Regions from separate parts of the Homo sapiens genome. Here region 1 is linked to region 2. Evidence: read pairs that join two places in POLR2A ChIA-PET (ENCODE). Cell type or tissue: GM12878. All regions are shown on one strand. Each heading gives the region's core, and the rest is flanking DNA. Links, peaks and the distances in the headings are about the cores only.

Region 1 (10,510 bases), core at 1,169-9,168, 280 kb after region 2:
TCCAGGCTCAAGTGATCCTCCCACCTCAGCCTTCTGAGTAGTTGGGACCACACACTCACGCCACTAAGCCCAGTTAATTTTTATATTTTTGTAGAGATAGGGTTTTGCCTTGTTGGCCAGGCTGGTCCTGAACTCCTGAGCTCAAGCAATCCACCCACCTCACCCTCCCAAAGTGCTGGGATTACAGGTGTGAGCCACCGCACCCAACCAGCAGACAAAGTTTCTACCTTTTGTAAATTTAATACCCTTTGTAAATTTTCTACCCTTTGTAAATGTAAATTGGAAGGTACATTTAAATGCGATGGAGAAGGGCAATAAAAAAATGAGTACATAAGCAAGTTATATAGTATGATAGAAGTGCTCATAAAGAAAACTGAAGCAGGAAAGGGAATGGAGATGCTGAGAGAAAAACCTCTGTGGAAAGGTGACATTTTGGACAAAGGTTTTCGGTGAGCTACATGGATATCTGTGGGAAGGGCATCCCCCTCCCCCAACTCCTACCCTTTCTACCCCTTCCCCTCACAGAGGAAACAGCAAGTGCAAAGGCCCCGAGGAGGGCTCCTGCAGGTGTAATGGAGGAAGAGCAGGGAGACCAAAGAGGCTGGAAATAAATAAGTAAAAGACACAGTGAAGGAGACAAGGTAAAGGAGGTACCTATGGGTGGCAGGAAGATTTGGGGAGTTTGAGTGAGATGGGACGCTGCCATAGAATTTTGGGTAGTGAAGTCACATAATCTGTCGAACCTTCAAAGAAAAGGGACAAGCATTTTCATAGGAATCAAGAAGAGCCAGGAGAAGGAAGTATGAAAGGATCTATGTGTATACACAAAACCAAGCTGTGTCCAAGCACCAAGTCAGGCAGAAACTGAGGTGTGAGACACAGAAGGCAAAGAGAGTCAGGAAAAACCTTGAAGGGGATGAAGACTGGGATTCCCTCTTATCTCTATGTCTTCTGCATTGTAATTGGGGACTCTATAGCGGGTTCAAATACTGGCTTTCTGGTCAGGAAAAATATTTCGGTCAGGAGGCCTTCTTTTTATGACACCTATCAAATTCCACATAGGGCATAAAGGAAATACATGTTGTCTTATCTAATCCTCAGAGCAATTCTGAAAAGTAAGCATTGTGTGACAGCAGATAGAAGCTGACCCCAAGTTCAACCCAACATAGCAAATATAATGCAGATTTGATGTTTAAATTTACCAAAATCCAAGTTCTGTGGACTATATTAAGGTGTCCTCTGGTTAAAATAACTACGAAACATTTGTAGGAAGGTAACCTTTCTTAAATTCCAAAGCTTTCCAAACTATTATGTTATTCACTTCTTTTCTTACCTCTACTTTACTGGCCATATAATAAATCAATTTTTGACTATGAGTAGGAAATGTTAAAGCACAGAAAAGAATGGGCCCTTTATTCCTCCAAACTGTTTCCTACCTCTTTCAACAGGAGATAAAGCCTAAAACGGTTCAAATAAGGTGGACTGTGCTAGAGTGTCATCCTCTTATACTTTCCTTTTTGATAAGTATTTCTCTGTTTATGCTTTGCAGAGATCTGGCAACACTGGGCATTGGGGCATGTCCCATTTATATTGTTGACTTAATTCCTTTTGTAGGATAGTGCTCTTCAGAGTATGTATAGTAATATTTTTTGATAACTGTTGTTAGATAAAACCAAAACAGAAAGTAATATTAGCCAAAAAAGTCAGAATCTCTTTCATTTGCCCTTCAAGTGCATTTAGAATTTTTAAGTGACTTAAAAGCAACAAAACTGTTAGTTTTGAATCTTCAAGAAATATTTTTTAAATACTCCTTTGTCAGATTTATATGAGTACAATCACTGATAACTGGCTTAGTCAAGAAGACAAAGCAGAGCTGAGTTATTGGTGAGGTTTGAAGAGACATGCAGTGATGATAAGGGTGATAGGTAATGGCATTTATGAACCCAACAGAAAACTAAAGGGTCAGAAGTTAAAAAAGAAGATGAAGGGTAAGAAGAAAAAAGAACTGGAAGATGATTAATAAAAATTGACTAAAAAGTAAGGGTGGGGTGAGGGATTGAGAGAAAGACTGGAAATGAAGGAAGTGTACAGGTTTAAAGGTGACAAAATTAAATAGAAGGTAAAAATACTATATAAGGAAAACACAGAGAAGGCGCTGAAAATAGTCCAACCATGACAAAGTATAATTAAGAAAAAGTAGGGAAAACTTGAGTCTTTAGAAAGTTCACACAGCAAATCATATAGATGTGCTCTTTTATCCTAATCCTAATACCCTCTTCAGATTCCAATCTGCCATTCAATTTTCCTTTTTCTTTTCTTCCTTCCTTTCTTTCTTTTCTTTCTTTTTTTTTTTTTTTTTGAAACAGAGTTTCGCTCTTATTGCCCAGGCTGGAGTGCAATGGTGTGATCTCAGCTCACTGCAACCTCCACCTCCCAGTTTCACGCAATTCTCCTGCCTCAGCCTCCTGAGTAGCTGGGATTACAGGCATGCGCTACCATGCCTGGCTAATTTTGTGTTTTTAGCAGAGATGGGGTTTCTCCACGTTGGTCAGACTGGTCTCGAACTCCCAACCTCAAGTGATCTACCCACCTTGGCCTCCCAAAGCGCTGGGATTACAGGCATGAGCCACCACACCCAGCCTCAATTTTCTTTAGATTCTAACCTGCCCTTCAACATCCACCCAGATCTGAGGATTTACCAAACAGTTGCATTGGTAATTTAGAGATGAGTTTTGAGGCAATGAGGCATGGGATCCCCAAATTTTAAATGGACTGATTTTAAGGTAAACTCTTCACAAGTTGTTTGCTAATTAATGTCAGTTGTTACAAGGGCAAAGAATCTATAATTAAATCATGGTACCATAATGCAAAAAGTTATTCCATCTAGGTAAAGAAGCTCTCAAGTTGTACACTTTTAATTTATGATATCAGCATAAGCAACGTACCATGATGCTGATGAAGCTTAAGCTCTCTTGCCCAGGATCCTTCCAAAGACTCCAGAAGTGGACCCTAGCAATGTATCCACATGCCATATCTTTTTCAGTAACCTTTGCAATAGTAAGATATTTTTGTAATCTTTTCTCAAAAGTGGCCCCTAAATTATATATGTTTCAAGCTTTAAAAATCTAGATTTACTACTAAGCTTGTTTACAATAAACTGTAGCTACCTATAATATTCTAAACCACATTTTCTCATTTATGCCATTTCCCAATTATGCCATTGTCTAGTGTATGTGTATATTTAAATTTTTTTTTTTTTTTTTTTTTTTTGAGACGGAGTCTCGCTCTGTCGCCCAGGCTGGAGTGCAGTGGCGGGATCTCGGCTCACTGCAAGCTCCGCCTCCCGGGTTCACGCCATTCTCCTGCCGCAGCCTCCCAAGTAGCTGGGACTACAGGCGCCCGCCACTACGCCCGGCTAATTTTTTGTATTTTTAGTAGAGACGGGGTTTCACCGTTTTAGCCGGGATGGTCTCGATCTCCTGACCTCGTGATCCGCCCGCCTCGGCCTCCCAAAGTGCTGGGATTACAGGCGTGAGCCACCACGCCCGGCCTTAAATTTTTTATAAGTATATTTGAAAACATGAGGTCACCCAATGTTCTAGTTTATAAAATGGGAAAACAGGAGAAGCTCATGATAAGTACCATGTCTCAATTATTTTTCTCAAAATACTTATGGTATTAGGTTTGATACTATGGTATTTAAATCACACATATTTTGACTACTCAACAGTTTATTTGGCAGATGAAATAGTAAGTCCTCTATATAACACTCTCAGTCAGATATAATTTATAAATCTTCTTCTCATTAAAAAATTTCTTTTGTCCAAGTAAGAACTGTATGTTTAAATAGTAAATATTTAGAAATTGGTGAAAATATTTTCTTTAGTTCAAGAACCTACAGTGTGATTTGCTGAGGTGAATTGGTTTAAATTTAACCCTCTATTGCTCCAATAATGAAGATTAGGTTTTTTTCCTCATGTGGAAATTTTCTACACAAAAAATCCTGAGGCAAACTTTACTTTAATATCAAAAGCCACATTTATCCCTAACAGGTTTTATAAGTTTATAAGTGAATTGTTTTCTATCAATTACTTAGAGTACATGGTTTTAAAATTGGTCCCTATAACGCTATGTTGTTATATCAATTGGTTTTTAACAGTGTGTCTTCCTAAGAAACTAAAAAGTGATCATTTTACACAATGCAGCATTTGGAAAACCGATGTTTATAATGTAGCTGATCTGAAACATGATTCTATATTAATACACTTCACAACAGTTTTATGAAACCATTCCTCATAAAATGTTTTTTCACTTGCCTTTTCAATGGTATTAATTCATATGTATTTTTAAAATTAATTTCATCTTAAAATAGAAACTGTAAGTAGCAACATTATTTTTCCAAAGATAATGTCTTATTTCTTAAATCTGTATCAGGAAATTTAATTTTCTTTAATTCACTATGAATTCTATCATTTTTTAATTGTAACGGAATTAAATATATGTTGTGCCATTTCATTCATAATTCTTTGGCAAATCAAATGCCTTTTTCATTGGGTCTAATTCTTCTTGAGGTCACATTGCTAAGCAACTAAAAGAAAATTTAAGAACTCGGTTTTTAAAAAAAATCCTCATTTACAATTCAAATGAAGGAGCTGCATTCAATGTGACCAACAACAGCAGGTAACAATAGTGGGTATCTTTTTTCCTTCTTTTAAAAACAGACCATGAATGAGAAATTGAAGCAAGAACACACTGGTCTGAGGAACTGAAACTAAAAGAAATATCTGTTTTCTTAATGTTTGTAGGGATTTGAATTTGGTTTTCATTTCAACTCAGCCATGCTTTCACAAACATTCCAAAGTTACATGGTTTTGAAGATAGTTTAGTCAGAAACTCTTTCACTATTCACTCACACAAACACACACACACGCACGTATCTGCCTCCAACTCCAAAGATGGAAATTAAAGTTTAGCAAAAGGCAACACAAACTTACCTTTAACAGAAGCTGAATATGAGGAAATGAAGCAGAGAAAAAGCACAGCAAGAAGAATCATATTGACCAGCAATCCTCAACTGCATCCAGTGCCCAGCTAGGAGTCACTGAGAAGTGGACTCTTTCAATGGCAGCCAGTGAGGGAGTGACCCTCTTCAGAACCTGCAACAATCATGTTTATCTTTGGGGAAAGGTCAGACTCCAAACTCCAAAATCAGGACCTAAGTTCACTGAAGGGCTCACTATTAATGATTAAACGTAGGTGGGCTGCAGTTTTCAGTCTCTCACTCTTTTTAATTTTTTTCACCCAATGAGGAAACTTTAAATGTTTTCACTTTTGAGAGCTAAACCAAACCAGTCTACCATCCTATAAATGCAGAAGTACTGAGGGGCATTCAAAGAAAAAAACTGGTGGTGATACTTCTTTCTGCTTAATACATAATCATCATTATGCCTGTAATAGTAACTGCCTATATTCACATTACAATACTATGTGGGAGGGTAGTAAGGATTCTCAAACTCTGCTAAACCTAACCAAATTTTAATTTTTCTTGTATGGACATCTTTGAATTTTTATGCTATTATAAAAAATTCACACTGAATTTTAGGATTTAAATTTAAACTGTTAATTCATACCACCACCAATCACTTCAAAATAATGTTAAAGTAGATAGAACTTTCATGAAACATAGATGATTGTCCTTATGTGTGAAACTGTATGAGGTTGGAGCAAATCAGCATTGTCTGTCATTAGCACACTAGCAAGCCAATTATTTCATAGTAGACCTCTATTTGTGTCTGTGACAACACACATTTGTCTGAGTTCCCAAACAGGCTGGATGCAGTCCTGTCCTTTCTGAATCTCATTTCTAGGAAGAGATTAAGAGGGGGAATTCCAGATCTTAGTTCTTTTGCTACAGAATATTAATTAGAAAACTTCTGTAGAATTAAAGCAAATACCCTAGTATGGCTAAGGCCATACTAACTGAAGCAATCCTTGTCCCTGGAAACTCCCATGAGAGAGACCTGATATGAACAAAACCTACTAACCCTACTAGAGCACATAAAGCCTGCTAAACCTACTAAACCTATAAAATGAGGTGACTTAGGCCGCCTGTGGGAATGTTTTGGCAAAGAAGGGAAAAAATGTGCCAGCAAAGGGCTATTTGAATGTATTTAAAAATATTTATGGCCATATTTTAGTATAAAATGAATTCTTAAATCTATCCTGGTCACTCTCAAAACCCTTTTCTCAAACCGTAACCTTGAGCTTAAATCTTCCAGACAATCTAGGTAAAAGATAGTAGACTTGATACAGACACAATGCAATTTAAAATGTAAAAATCTACAAAGTTAAGCATATTTCCTCTTGAATTATATATATGAAGATCGAAACATGAAAATTGTTTGTTCTTCTATTGGGATTAGAATTTCATTTGCTGTCACAAATTTTGTATAAAAAATATAGCTATAGTACCTAGCAAAAATAAATTGTTTGGTTGGAGAAACCCCCTTAAGTTATAAATACGAAGTTTTCCGGGAGTTAAACAGAAAAGTAGCTTTGTTAAAGAAATATAAGTTTTTATGAAGAGTAGGGATTTTGAATACAAGGCAATGTGAAAGTGCTTTGTTACTTTCCATTTGAATAGATTTCTACAGTTTGCCACAATTTCTGTGATACATACATAGGGATATAAAATCATTATAGTCACTTGAACTTTACTTACATATTTATTTAAATTAAAAGCTAGTTTGTATTGTATTTGATTGTATGAGAGCTGTCCTTATGTATTTTCATTTGAGGCTCACAGTTACAAGACCTTTAATGTTTGTGGTTAGGCTATGTGGTGCATGATACGTGCCCTTCGGGTAAAGTACTATTCGTTGTCAAGTGTTTTCCAGAGTCCAACCAATAAAAGACATATCACTATTGCCTAACAAACTAAATTCTATTTCATTTGAGCATTTGATTTCCACTAGAAAGCTCCTATGAGTCACTGTATTAAGTAGCAATTTCAACATAAGATGTTCAAATAAGGCTGCTTCTGCTGGTTATAAATAACATCATCCTTTTATAAAATATAAACATAACTTTTTTCTTTTTACAAGGACATTTTAGAAAAGACTTCTGGAGATTGTTTCATTACAGATGACATAAGAATGCCAAAGCCTTTCCAAATTCAGTAAACTCTGTGTATCGAAGAAGTATGCTCTTCTGTTACTGTTGATCGTCCACAGCAAACACTGTGCAAACATGTGAGCACTACCTCCTAAAACTCACCAGCTATTTTACATAATATGTGAAGCAGGGCAGAAGCAAAGCACAGTAAAAAAACAAGAGCTGCCATCTATGGAACAATTACATACTTTGTTAATCACCTTACGTTTTTATAATAATCCTTACAACAGTCATTTGACATATTAGAAAAATGAGTCTCAGATTAATTTACTGAAGTGATATTAGGACTACAGAAAAATAAACCTTGAAACCTAGACCCAAGTATTCTTCTTTGCTTAAAAAAAATTACAGGTGGGGAGTGAGAAAAAAATTGATTTCTTACAGATGACATGCAATTGTTAATTGGGACTGTCTTCATAATAAGTCATCACAATTTTGTATGAAAACTAACAGAGCCCTTGATTTTTGTGAAATTGTGGTTAGACATTCAGGCTGAACATACAGGGGTAAAACTGATCTATGATAGTTAGATCAAAATCAAATGATACATTTCAAAACAATGCTATTGCAATGAAATTCCTTAGGTAGTACATGACACTGTGAAATATTTGCTATACTTCCATTTGCATTGATAAATAAGGAGACTATGAAATAAAGATGGATGATTAATTCCAAAGTACAGTTGTGTTTCTGTTGAGTGTCAGAGGTTGTCAGGAGTTAACGTATTTTCTTAGATTAGAAGACAAATGAACTTCACCCCACTAAAGGTTGGAAGGAAATGTATTACCCTACTAGATATAGAAAGTCAGGATGTATGAAAGCTATGTGAAAAAACAGTCTGTTTATAACATTGAAACACTTTGTTCTTAGAAAGAAGCATGACATTAATGAAAAAAAAATTTAGAAGGACACTTTAAGTTATCCCTACATGGTCATAATAGTTTAAACTCTAAAAGTATTTTCAAATCAATGAGGGAGTTAGCATTTTGAAAGAATCTTGAAAAAATTTCTTAAGTTAAAAATATTCTTAATGTGATGACTTTTTTTATTCCAAGGCAAAATTATATAGGAATACATACAATATTTTGAAAGGTATTGTTTAAAAATTCTCTACGAGAAAATAAAGATTCACTGAATTCCTTATCAAAAGCAAACTTGGTTTGAAACACTGGGAATCTAAAACTCCAAAAAGAACATTCATTTTTCCAAAATAGAGTCACTAACCAAATTTTCTACCCCCTATACATATATACGCACATACAAATTTGACAACAACCAAAAAAATCCTTTGTATCATATCAGTTACCATAAAAGGATTCTAAATTATCTTTGACCACACAAAACTGAATTGCTAGCATTTAAAGGAGAGAATTGATGTAAACTCTTTTAGTAGACTACTGTAAATACAATAAGATTTTAATTTTGATCAGAATAAATTTATCAGACATTTAAAAAAAGAAATTTCAAAACCTAAAATATAATAATATCCAAGTATAAATGCAATTTTCCTTTTAAAGTATATACGATACAACAATTACATTTATGAACTAATTCTTAATATGTAGATATAAAAATATGAATTTATTTGAAGTGGAACAAGAAGCCAATTGTTTTAAATAATTACCAAAATAAGAAAATAAAAAATGTTAAAGAGAGGTCAAGAGATATAGAGGATAGAGTGAGTGGTGCAAAGGCAATATTTGGGGAATATATTTGAAGAATTTCCAAGAACTATTGAAAGGCACTGTATCAGTTCTCCATAGCTACCATAACAAATTACCACAAAACTTAGTGGCTTAAAACAGCAGATTTATTGTCTTATACTCTTGGAGGTCAGAAGTCTAACACTGGTCTCACAGGGATAAAATGAAAGTATTGGCAGGTGTATCCCTTTCTGGAGGCTTTAGGGGAGAATTTGTTTCTTACCTTTTCTAGCTTCTAGAAGCTACCTGCATTCCTTGACTCGTGGTCCCTTCCTGCATTTACAAATCCAGCAAGAGTAAGCTGAATCCTTTTTACTTCATATCACTCTGACCATCTCTTCTGTCTCCCTCTTCCGTTTTATGAATCCTTGTGATTATACTGGGCCTGCCTAAATAATCCAGGATAATCTTTTTACCCTGAGGTCTGTGGATTGGTAACTTTAATTTCATCTACAACCTTAACTTAGACTATCACAGGTTCTGGAGATTAAGACATTTAAGATCTTTGGGGAGCCATTGTCTGCCTATCACAGATACCAATCCACAGATTCACGAGGCTCAATAAGTCTTAAGCAGGATAATTTTTAAAACACACATACACACAAGTAGATACATCATAATTAAACTGCAGAATATCAGAGAGAGAGAGAAGATATTTAAAGGAACTAGATAGAGAGGACAGATTATTTTCAAGAAGAAAGAGAAGCAGACAACTACTAAATTATTAACAGTATCAATGAAAATTAGGAGACATTAGAATGTTGTCTTCAATGTGCTGAGAGAAAATACTTGTGAATTAAGTATTCTATATATATTCTGTAAAGATGTCTTTTAAGTATAAACTTGAAATAGAGATTTTCCAGAAAAACTAAAACTGAAAATTTACCAGTAAAGGACTCCTCCAAATGACATCTTTAAAAATCTGCTTCAATTAGAAAAAAATTGACCCCAGATAAAATCTGAGATGCAAGAAGGGATGAAGAGCAAAGAAAGTATGGTGGAGAAACACACTGGCTCTTAATAACAGTGTCTTGTGGAGTTAGGCATAAAGTGCACAAAAAAAAAACATTAAAAATGGTGTCACAAGGAACTTTGTGGTATAGTGAAAATTTGGATACCATGTTTGGTTAATGACAAAAATAGTTCAATAAATTATGGCGTATCAATTCAACAGAATTCCATGAAGCCATTTTAAAATAATACTATAAAAGTGTGTATTTTGTATAGTTTGGTATATGTAAATATGTAAACTTGTAAATATAGTATATTTACCATATCTTAGTAAGTAAAGGAAGCAGTCTGGTAAACAGCAGATGTAGATATGGTTTGAGATTTCTTGTTTAAACAATATACATACATATGAGCACAGAAAAAGGATTAGAACAATATTCACTGAACACCTTAATAATTATTATCCCTGAGAGACGGAATATAGTTTGTGCTTGCATTTTCTTTTTTTGCCATTATATTTTCTCACATTGTATAATGTATATGTTACTTTAAAATAGGTTTATTGTTTATAACAGTTTTAGATTTACAGAAAAATTGCTAAAATAACACAAAGATTTCTCATATAGCCTGCACAGTTACTTCTGTTAATAACTTACATTAGTGTAGTTGATTTGTTATTATTA
Region 2 (10,510 bases), core at 1,101-9,100:
CAATAAGGGACAAGAGCATTCTGATCAGACCAGAACTCTTTCCCCAGCAGCTATACTGGTCCAGTCACCAATGATTCCCCAATGAGAAGTAATGAGAAACATTTCAGATCCTCTAGGAAACCTTTACATTTTTTTTGTCCATAGTGATGTACAATCAACTTCATAAGCTTGTCATTATATAGTGTGAGTTCAAGTCATTGTCAACCAATCACTCACCACTATTTTAAAAACTCCATTTTAAAAGAGGTGAATCCATCTGATAGCTGGAGTGAGAAAAGAAGGTAAGTAACAAGGTTTCCAGAATGTGCTTTAAAGAGGTTTATTTCTGCATAAGGATACTATATCTTCTGCTCACACCAATCTCACAAATTAGGTATTATCTGCATTTTATTGCCGATAAAGAACACGCTTAATAGGACATGGTTTGTTTGACCTTGAGTGGAGATCTTTAGGGGAAGTGTAGCAGAGGAGAATGTGAAGTTAAACTAACAGGGCAAATGAAAGAGATGTTGAAGTGACTGGTGATCTATATTAAGGGTAAGGGTGGGTAAAGAGGAAATTATGAAGGGACTGGACAACTGGAAAACAAGAATTGGTTGCAGAGTAGATCTTGATTTGTTCTTTGGTCTTTTCTGCCTTTGGACTATTTATTGTCTTGCACTCCTAAATTTCTCAAGTTCTGAGTTCTTGATGCCTTCTCCCCCACTTCTAACAAAGCCAAAATAACTTTCTCAGTCAATTTTCAGGATTTTTATTTCTGAGGAGATGTAGCACTGCAATGAATATGTAAGATGTGCCATGAGCCAGGCTAGGCTGTAAAGCTGCAAGGACAAGCAATGATTCATGTACTTAGATGTTTCTGGCTGGTGGGGAGGGCAGAGAGATGTGAAGGTAATTAGCCCACAGCATGGTAATTTTAGAATAAAGGCAAACAGAGGGTGCTCTGGAGCACAGAAGAGGAGCATTGTAAAAGAAGCTAGTGGGGGTGAAGAAAGGCTTCCTGGAAGATAATGATCCGTGATACCAGTCTTGAGGGATGAGTAGATAGCAATGGTGTTGGCAGCATTTCAGATGTAGGGAGAGGAGAAAGAGCACAATGTTGAGAGAGACAGGTTTCACAGTGTGAGTGTGGGAGTAGCATGAGATGAAGACAGAGAGGCAAGCAGGGTCCAGGTGGGCCATGAACACAAAAGGCATCACCAAAGGATGTAAAGCAGAGGTCATGTGGCAAGCCTTCTTTTTAAGAAAGATCTCTCTGGTCAAGGGTAGAGAAAAGTACTGCAGATATAGAAAGTTACACTTATTTTAATATAATTTGTAGCTGAATATCTTCAAGTGATTATTTTTCAAGTGTCATGATTACTATCCAGAATTAGTTCTTGATATTTATTTGGGTATTATCTTCTTTATCATCTGCCCAAATAGAGGTTTCTTATACCAGGAGTATTCAGCAAACAAGGAAGAGACAACAAATAGAAGGGCCTTCAGAATAATGAAGGGAAAAGGGTGTTGGAGAGGAACCTCTGCAGAGTCACAGTTCACAGAACAAACATAAATGGACTCTTGGACAAACAATGAGTGCTCCAATTGCACTGAAATTGAACAATGGCTCACGTTGCAAAGAAGCACAAGTGTTTTCTGTCTGTAAACTTCAGTCAGTAAAGGAAAAAAAGCTAGAAAAAATAATACCCTGAGTTTTTATAGTAAAGGTGGAGAATATTTGTCTTCCATAGATAGTTGAAATATTTAAAAAAATATATTTTCTTAATATAAGAAAATTGTAGGAGAAAACAGTTTAGAAAACTATGTGAATGCAAACTTCTCTTTTCCATTCTACTTTGAAGTTGTTTGGTTAACTAAGGACAGAGATTTAAGTTCCATTTTCGAAGTATTTAAAATCCTATTACTATTGCATTGCTTTCATTTGTTCGTTTTGAGACAAGGTCTCACTCTGTAACCCAGACTGGAGTGCAGTGGCACAATCACAGCTCACTGCAGCCTCAACCTCCTTGACTCAAGTAATCCTTCCACCTTAGCCTCCTGAGTAGCTGGGACTACAGGTGCATGCCACCATGCCCAGCTAATATTTTTTAAAGTTTGTTGTAGAGATGTTTATGTTGCCCAGGCTGGTCTCCAACTCCTGGGCTCAAGCAATTCTCTTACCTTGGCCTCCCAAAATGTTGGGATTACAGGCATGAACCACCATGTCTGGCTGCATTGTAATTTTTATGATCTACCCAGGACCAGATGAACTGAGTCATAGGCTTCAAATCTCACATTCCTTTCCAAGTTTTATATTCCAAGCTAGAATTTTTATGTGAACAAATACACTCTTATTAACTTTTATTGAACTTGATTGATTTTAGACAGGGAGAGAGCTTGTGGTCACGTTGAAGGTCACTTACAGAAGGTGCTGTGGGCACAAGGTCATCTTCTGTTCTTCCTGTCTGCATTGCTGTGTGAACCCGGACAGATTCATAAATGGAGGGTTCTTCCACTTTTCTTGGGTAGGGATGTTTTAGAACCATCAGAGTGCCTGAATGAAGATGAAAAATATATAATCGAACAGTGTTCCCAGAAGGAAGGTCCAAATGCTAACTGGATAACTGTGGCTGGATTGGAAAGTCTTTTGTTTTTTTCATGTATTCCCTCGCTCATTATCTCAACAGTTATCAAATACCAATTAGGTATAAGGCACTTAAGCTGGACACTGAGATATAAAGCATGATGGAGATGTTCCTTGGCCTCCTGGTGCTCAGAACTGGTAACAGATATGGTCGTTTAAATGAACAGGGTGATGAGACCAATGGCAGCCGTGTGAGCAAAGCATGATAATCATCCCCAGACTGCTTGAAGAACCTTTCCATGAAAGGATTCAGGACAGCTTTCATAAAGGAGGTGACATTTGATTTAGATCTTAAGTAGTAACTGGAAGTTTTCCAGGAAGGCTTTATGAAAGCCATGAGAACAAGACTAAACAAAAGCACTAGGGTAGAGGAAGATCCATTCCATTGCCCTTATTTCCTATCAATCAGTTTCCGAATAAACGTGTAACAAATTAGTGGATTTCAAAAAAGTGAGCATTCTCCCTACTCTCTGATACTACCCAATTAATGAAAGTAACCAAGCAAAGTCTTTGCATTACTAAGTGAACATGACCTGAACAAGCTGGTGCTCACAAGTGATTGCCTCCTTCCCCTTCCATCTGGAGAGGGGAGCCTCCAGGCAGAAAAAGGGCTCAGCCCAGGGGGTCCAGGCATGGGGGGCTGGGGAACTTTGTTCCAAGGGCTCAGAGCAGTTCTGAGTCTATGTTTCTGACATTTCCTTCTTGAAATCCTTCCCTCAATCAATCAGTCAATCAGAAACTAGAAACTAACTACAAAAAGAGGCAACTTAAGGGGATTTTTTTTCTTCTTGCTATGGTTTCTTGCTTTTAATTTTACTAGGGTCTTTTCTATAGCAAGCCTAAGATTGTACCAGACATGGAAGAGATGTAAAGAATTCAGCAATTCATTCAACGAATATTTACAGAGCTTTGCACTCTGCCAGGCACTTGTCTAGGTACTGGGAATGCAATAGCACACAAAGGAGTTTAAATGCTCTTATCGAGCTTATGTTCTAGGTAGAGGAGACAGAAAAAAAATTTAAAAAATATTTTATGTGTGAGAAGTGTTATGGAAAAAATGAATAGGGCATGGTAAAGGGATAGAGAATAGAAAAGGTAGGGTTGGGAGAGGGTGATATTTTACAAGGGTCATCAGGAAGGGCGTCTTTGAAAAGATTTGAAAGATCTGGAGAGTATAGAACCTGAATTAGAGTAAGAGTGAGAAAATGAAAAAGAAAAATGTCTCCTCTGTGGTTAAAAAACACCCTAATGTTAATGATAAATCTACACAAAACAGGCCGGGCACAGTGGCTCACATCTGTAATCCCAGCACTTTGGAAGGCTGAGGTGGGTGGATCATGAGGTCAGGAGATCGAGAGCATCCTGGCCAACATAGTGAAACCCCATCTCTACTAAAATACAAAATAAAAACAAAAATAAATTAGCCGAGCGTGGTGGCAGGCACCTGTAGTCTCAGCTACTCGGGAGGCTGAGGCAGGGAAATTGCTTGAACCCGGGAGGCGGGGGTTGCGGTGAGCCGAGATCGCACCACTGCACTCCAGCCTGAGTGACAGAGTGAGACTCTGTCTCAAAAAAAAAAAAAAAAAAAAAAAACTACACAAAACAAAACCTGTCTATGATACTTGAATACATACAATGTCTGACTGCAAAAACAGAACTGTGGCTTTTGATACTTGGGCCCAGATAAGGTGCTGCTGTAAAATGAAAAGCTGTTGAGAAAAGCCAGAAGAGGGTGTCTGATCTCGACCTCAGAGAAGAATGAAAGCCTCTGGCCCTTCCTCTTTCTGTCTCTCATTGGCATTGCAGCATTGGGATCACAATGAAAAACAGATTTTGCCATTATCAGAACCGTCCCATTCTTGCACATTGTGCTCTCTTTTGTCAATGTGATCTTCCCATAAGAACAGATCCAGTCATATGAGGAGAAGGGGCCGGCTACAGTTTTACAGTCAGAATGAAAGCAGCAGTACCTATATCAAGAGTAGCTGCTGTGCAGGCTCAGGGGCTCTGTGAACACAGTGCTCACATTGTAGATGCATGGTAAATTCAGCGCTGGCTCCCAACCCTAAGAAACACTCCCAGTGATGTGCTTCATAGTCACTCTGGACCCTTGGAAAGAGCACTGGATGCACAGGCAGAGGAACAGGGTTCAATTGTCACTACCGCCATTCAGTACTTATCGGCCTTGGACAACCATTACAAGCTTCTGCTCCTTACTAGTGAGAATAATTATGCTTCCTTCAGAAGGCACCAAATAAATGTTTGTGGGAGAATGATAACATATTAGATATTATTATTCTTTGACAGAATATTTTTAAATCCTTAAATAAAATTTGAATGATTGCATCTTTGGGGACATGGATTTTGAAATCTTAAAAAAGACCTAGACGCAACATTCTGCTAGGAATAAAAATGGTGGTAGTCTAGTAATCACTACTTGTGATTAACTATAGTTAAATTGGTGCCTCTCAAACACTTTCACCTTACAGAAGAGGAGAGGGGAACTGAAGCCTAGGGATCAAAGCAGCTCCCAAATTAGATACATTTTGAACTCTTATACTTTATCTTCAAAGTTGATGCTTAATTTTCATTCTACTTCATATATTTAATACTTAATATGAAAATAATGCTTTAAATGACACTCCAGAAAGATGTACTTAGTTGATACGACCAGGCACACACTTCACATAATAATACCTGTGTTAATTTTTTTTTTTTGAGGCGGAGTCTTGCTCTGTCACCCAGGCTGGAGTGCAATGTCACGATCTCAGCTCACTGCAACGTCTGCCTCCCAGGTTCAAGCGATTCTCCTGCCTCTGCCTCCCAAGTAGCTGGGAATACAGGCATCCACCACCACACCGGGCCAATTTTCGTATTTTCAGTAGAGACGGGGTTTCGTCATGTTGGCCAGACTGGTCTCGAACTCGTGACCTCAGGTGATCCACCCGCCTCGGCCTCCCAAAGTGTTGGGATTACAGGCGTGAGCCACTGTGCCTGGCCTAATTTTTTATTGCTATTGTAGCAAATTGCCACAAACATAACAGCTTAAAACAACTCAGATTTATCATCTTACAATTCTGGAAGTCAGAAGTTCGAAATGGGTCTCACTAGTCTAAAACTGGCAAGGCTGCTTTCCTAGTGGAGGCTCTAGGGAGGATTCATTCCTTTGCATTTTCCAGCTTTCAGAGGTGCCCTCATGTCTTGACTTGTGGCCATTTTCCTCTGTCTTCAAAGCCAGTAACAGCCAGTCAGATCCTTCTCCTGCTGCCATCTTTCTGGTTCTCTCCCTTCTGGCTCCCTACTACTTATGAGGACCCTGTCAATTACAGTGGTCTTACTTAGACCATCTAGGATAATCTCCCCACCCCAAAGTTATTTGATCAGCTGCCTTAATTCCATCTGCAAACTTAATTCCCTCTTGCCATGTAACAATATATTCACAGGTCCAGGGAGACATGTGGACGTCCTGTGGGGGCATTATCCTCCTACCACAGTATCAGTCCCTGGAGGAGAAATAGCCACCGGGGCCAGTTGCGCTGCAGGGTAAGGATCTCTGGGCTGGGCTGCTGCCTGAGCCTGCAGTGCTGTCACCTCTTGGTATTAGACAGCCACTGCCTTTCCAACGTGTGCATTTCCAACCTCTGTGAGCCTCTTCAGCGCACCTATCAGTCAAATTTATCTTTGTATCCCTACCACTTGATAGAGTTTCTGACATAATGAAGGCAGATGAGTGAATGAATTAATGAATGAATGCTACAGTAATGCAGGCTTGAACCAAGAAAGAACCTGGGATGAACCAGCCTCCCAGGTCCACAATTCTCCAGGCCTGAGGCAAGAAAGGACAATAACCGCAGGCATAACTTTTCAAATCTCTGTTGGAGGAACCCAAATTCTATTTTGAAAACCTCCTCTAAAGTTTAATTCAACAAAAGTAAAACAAAGGAAAATGGCATTGAGTCAACCAAGAGAGTAAAACTGACTGTAGATTGATTTTAACTAGTAACCCCACAAATGAGGCTAAACTAAATTGTGAGATGAAGATGACAAAGTACTTATAAAACGGCAACTTATACTGATAAAAATCTGGTGTCCTAAAAGACAGTTCTCCTTAGATGACTATTCTTGCCCAAGGAAGAGCCAATATACAGACTTCTTGGCATGGCTGTGAGGCTTAATGATTTCCCCTTCTGCAGAGATTGTACCTCCCAGTATACAGAGATAGGTTCCCTATAACCATGTTATACCTCCAGACCTGGCCCGGCCCTCGAATACCTGACCTGGTCACACTAATTGGATTCACTTCTTGGGGATCCACTTAATTGCTTCTCTAGAGAGAAGGTCCACCAACTCAATTTCTGAACTACATGAAGTAGACTATTGTTTCCTGCCTTTGACATGAAACCTGGTTTCAGAAAGGCTGAGCGGAGGTACACTTCTGAGACGATCAGAGATGAATCAAGACAGACACATCAATTGACTGAAAGCCTCAGACTTGCCATGATTACTAAGCAGATTCCTTGTTGTCTCTTGGTTGTTCAACTTGCCCTTAAATTCTGGGAGGGTATATTGTTAATATCCTTTTAAAAAATTCTGCTCCTGGGCAGGGCGCGGTGGCCCATGCCTGTAATCCCAGCACTTTGGGAGGCCGAGGCATACGGATCACAAGGTCAGGAGATGGAGACCATCCTGGCTAACACGGTGAAACCCCGTCTTTACTAAAAAAAATACAAAAATTAGCCAGGCGTGGTGGCATGCGTCTGTAGTCCCAGCTACTTGGGAGGCTGAAGCAGGAGAATCCCTTTAACCCGGGAGGCGGAGGTTGCAGTGAGCCGAGATCGTGCCACTGCACTCCAGCCTGGGCAACAGAGTGAGACCCCATCACAAAAAAAAAAAAAAATTCTGCTCCTGTTCCCTGTTCTTGTACCCTACTCACTTAAAAACAAAATCAAAAACAAGACCAAAAAAACCCAGCTAGCCAGAGCTGGTTTCTGTCATTTCCAATCAAAAGAAACTTATCAGCCGGGCGCGGTGGCTCATGCCTGTAATCCCAGCACTTTTGGAGGCCGAGGGGGCGGATCATGAGGTCAGGAGATCAAGACCATCCTGGCCAACATGATGAAACCCCGTCTCTACTACAAATACAAAAATTAGCCGGGCATGGTGGCGCATGCCTGTAATCCCAGCTACTCGGGAGGCTGAGACAGGAGAATCGCTTGAACCAGGGAGTCAGAGGTTGCAGTGAGCCGAGATGGCGCCACTGTACTCCAGCCTGGCAACAGAGTGAGACTCTGTCTCAAAACAAACAAACAAACAAACAAACAAACAAACTTATCTACTGTCGCTACCACAGACTCTTAATACTTTGCCTCCAAGGTCCAAGTTAGTGCCTCAGCTCGGGAAGAAAGGGACCCTGGGTTACTGAGATTCAGACCAAATGAACTCCAGGACTCAGCTGGGAGATTTAGAAAAAGGCAACAGGAGGCAGGGGTAGCAGAGCAAGAAGAATGAGGAAGACCAGTAACCACAGGCCTTGGAAACTTGGCTATAAGTTTCACTTCAGTTTCTGAACTACGTAAAGGTGACTATTGTTTCCTGCCTTTGACATGAAACCTGGTTTCAGCCATGCTTAGCGGAGGTATGTTTTTGAGATGATCAGAGCTGGACCAAGGCAGGCATTTCCATTTACTTTGACTGAATGGTAACTTACAGTTATGTGTAAGAGTTACATATATAACTGTATGCAATAATATGAAATTGCATTGAAGGACCCTTTATCTTGTATTCCAGCAGGAACTCAGAAAGAGAGTAAGAACAGTCTCAATTCTTAGGCATTGGTTTGGTATCTGAAATAGAGTGTAGCACAGGGTACACAAAACTCCTAAAGAAAAACTTTTGTTTAGAGTATTTATTTTATGCAGTGAGGTCAGTGCTTATTCATCAGGTACCCCAGCTAGCCTGTAAGGTGTTTGAAGGCAAGAATAATATCTGATTTATCTTTCTATGTTATCAGTGGCTCACAGGGCCATTTCACTCAAAACATTTTGTTGAATTAAATTAAAATCAGATCATGTCCATCCGTGTTTCATTACTGCCCTCAGGTTCAGAAAATAAGCTCTGCAACTGGCATAATGAGTTCCTCTCTCCCCTCCTTCCAATGAGAAGTAGATTTCTTGGGGTTGGTGGGAGAGAATAGGGTTATTCAAGATCTTTTTCCTTCCTTCTTTGCCACCTGCTCTGCAAATGGACTTTAAGCCTTGTTCATTTACATGTGAAGGGGTTTTAATATTTAATTTCCAGTCTCATAGGGTGAAGTGCACTGAACTAGGAGAGACATACCAGTTAGTCAGTGTAGGAGAAAATTCTGTTCAAATATCCAAGTCAAGTCACTATTTTTGGAGTGCTCACTTGATTCTACCACTTATATGAGTCCACTATGGAACTAGATTAAAGTTTGAAGAGGACATCACAAACATTTGATAAATGCAAATTCAATTGTCCCTAAACTAATTCTTTATTATTTATCAAAGAACGTACAGCTTTTGCATAGAATCTGATGGAATTAATAACCATAAAAGCATTTTATTAAATATGAATAATAATTATTGAATACTTATACTATGCTAAGAATCATTCCAAATGTCCTATGTGCCTAATTTCATTCAATCTTCACAATAAGTCATTAAAGTATGAGCTACTACCATCTAATCAGTTTCATAAGATGATGAAACTGAAGCTCAGAGAGATTATTTAACTTACCTGAGGAGACACACAGAGCCGGCAAATGGCAGAGGCTGGAGTTGAAACTTAGAATTTGTGTGTTTACTCATTATACCATAATTATTCTCAGCCTCAATCTAGTCACCATGGAAACTTCTAGGGCATGTGAAATACTGTGCTGTATTGTGGGCAAGAGTTGACATGTATAAATCAAAGTTTGAAGAAATTGATTCTTTAGGAGGCAGCTTGAGAAAGGAGATGTGAGTTTTTGCTTCCCCATTTCTAACCAGGCCTCAGTTTCTTCATTTATAAAGGAAAAATGCAATAGTCCCTGAGCTCCCTTTCAATTCTAACATCCTGTAAATCTAACTAAGCATACAGGCCCAAATAAGGGGAAAAAAACATCGAGAAGCTTCATTACCAAATGCTTGTACTGCTTCCTGTAAATGTACAATATTCATTTGAAATACTTTGTTCCTGCTGTCATTTGATCTTACCTCTCATTTTCCCTTTCTTTCAGTTTCTCTCTCAAGCTGTAAATTTTATTTTACTTTGTTATACTTAGACAGGCTGTTTGATATCCTTGCTGAAGACACATGACTAAGATGAGCCTGTATATTTAGGGGGATGTTTTCTTTTCAGCCTTTTTATGTTTTAAAGTTTCCTCTGGTATAATTTCTGAAATAGCAATTCATGTAAATAAAATGGGAATAACAATAAATACAAAGGCAGAAGTTAAAGTTGATTCACACTCTTTAGAACAATAGGTTTACTTCATGTACCAAACATGTTATTGTAGACTTTAAAGAAGAGATAAAGAAGAGACTGAGGGATAGGACTAAGACATGTGTTACAGCCCTGCCATATCCTACAATCATTCTACTACATTATTGTAGCAGAAATTCTTCCAAATTTATTAAAGGCCATGCTGTGCCATGGCAGCAATGTATTGCAGTGTCGCTGTAGGACCAATTTCAAGAGATAGCAAGGTGCCTGGAAAGCATCTATGCTTCAGGACCAGGTTAGCCCAGATTCCAATCTCAGCTCTGAGTTCTTCCAAATCCATTTAAGGCCACACTGTACCATGGCAACAATGTACTGTTATTGTGGGACCAGTTTCAAAAGATAGCAAGGTGCATGGAAAGCATCTATGCTTTAGAACCAGAT

Evidence for each region. ChIA-PET counts read pairs that join two places held together with the same protein. Peaks named below come from ENCODE experiments on the same cell type or tissue, not always from the same donor. Only the 100,000 strongest peaks of a DNase experiment are listed, where the experiment ranks them.
Region 1: POLR2A ChIA-PET joins it to region 2 with 5 read pairs; 5 of 35 experiments call an interaction of 5 or more read pairs at or near these places.

Annotation. Positions count from the first base shown.
Region 1 is chr4:99,569,455-99,579,964 of GRCh38, reverse strand. It overlaps MTTP (microsomal triglyceride transfer protein), which reads right to left and starts at 5,141. Exons shown (of 18, transcript NM_001386140.1): 1 at 4,995-5,141. The coding sequence starts at 5,055. In GM12878, for the core only: no CTCF peak of the experiment used is centred there; DNase peaks (open chromatin) are centred at 4,744 and 4,855; H3K4me3 peaks cover 297 bases; H3K27ac peaks cover 447 bases.
Region 2 is chr4:99,845,244-99,855,753 of GRCh38, reverse strand. DAPP1 (dual adaptor of phosphotyrosine and 3-phosphoinositides 1) reads right to left here. Exons shown (of 9, transcript NM_014395.3): 4 at 2,406-2,536. Among named protein-coding and RNA genes, the nearest start is that of DAPP1, 34 kb to the right of the region's middle. In GM12878, for the core only: no CTCF peak of the experiment used is centred there; DNase peaks (open chromatin) are centred at 3,459, 4,463, 7,113 and 8,183; H3K4me3 peaks cover 2,730 bases; H3K27ac peaks cover 5,425 bases.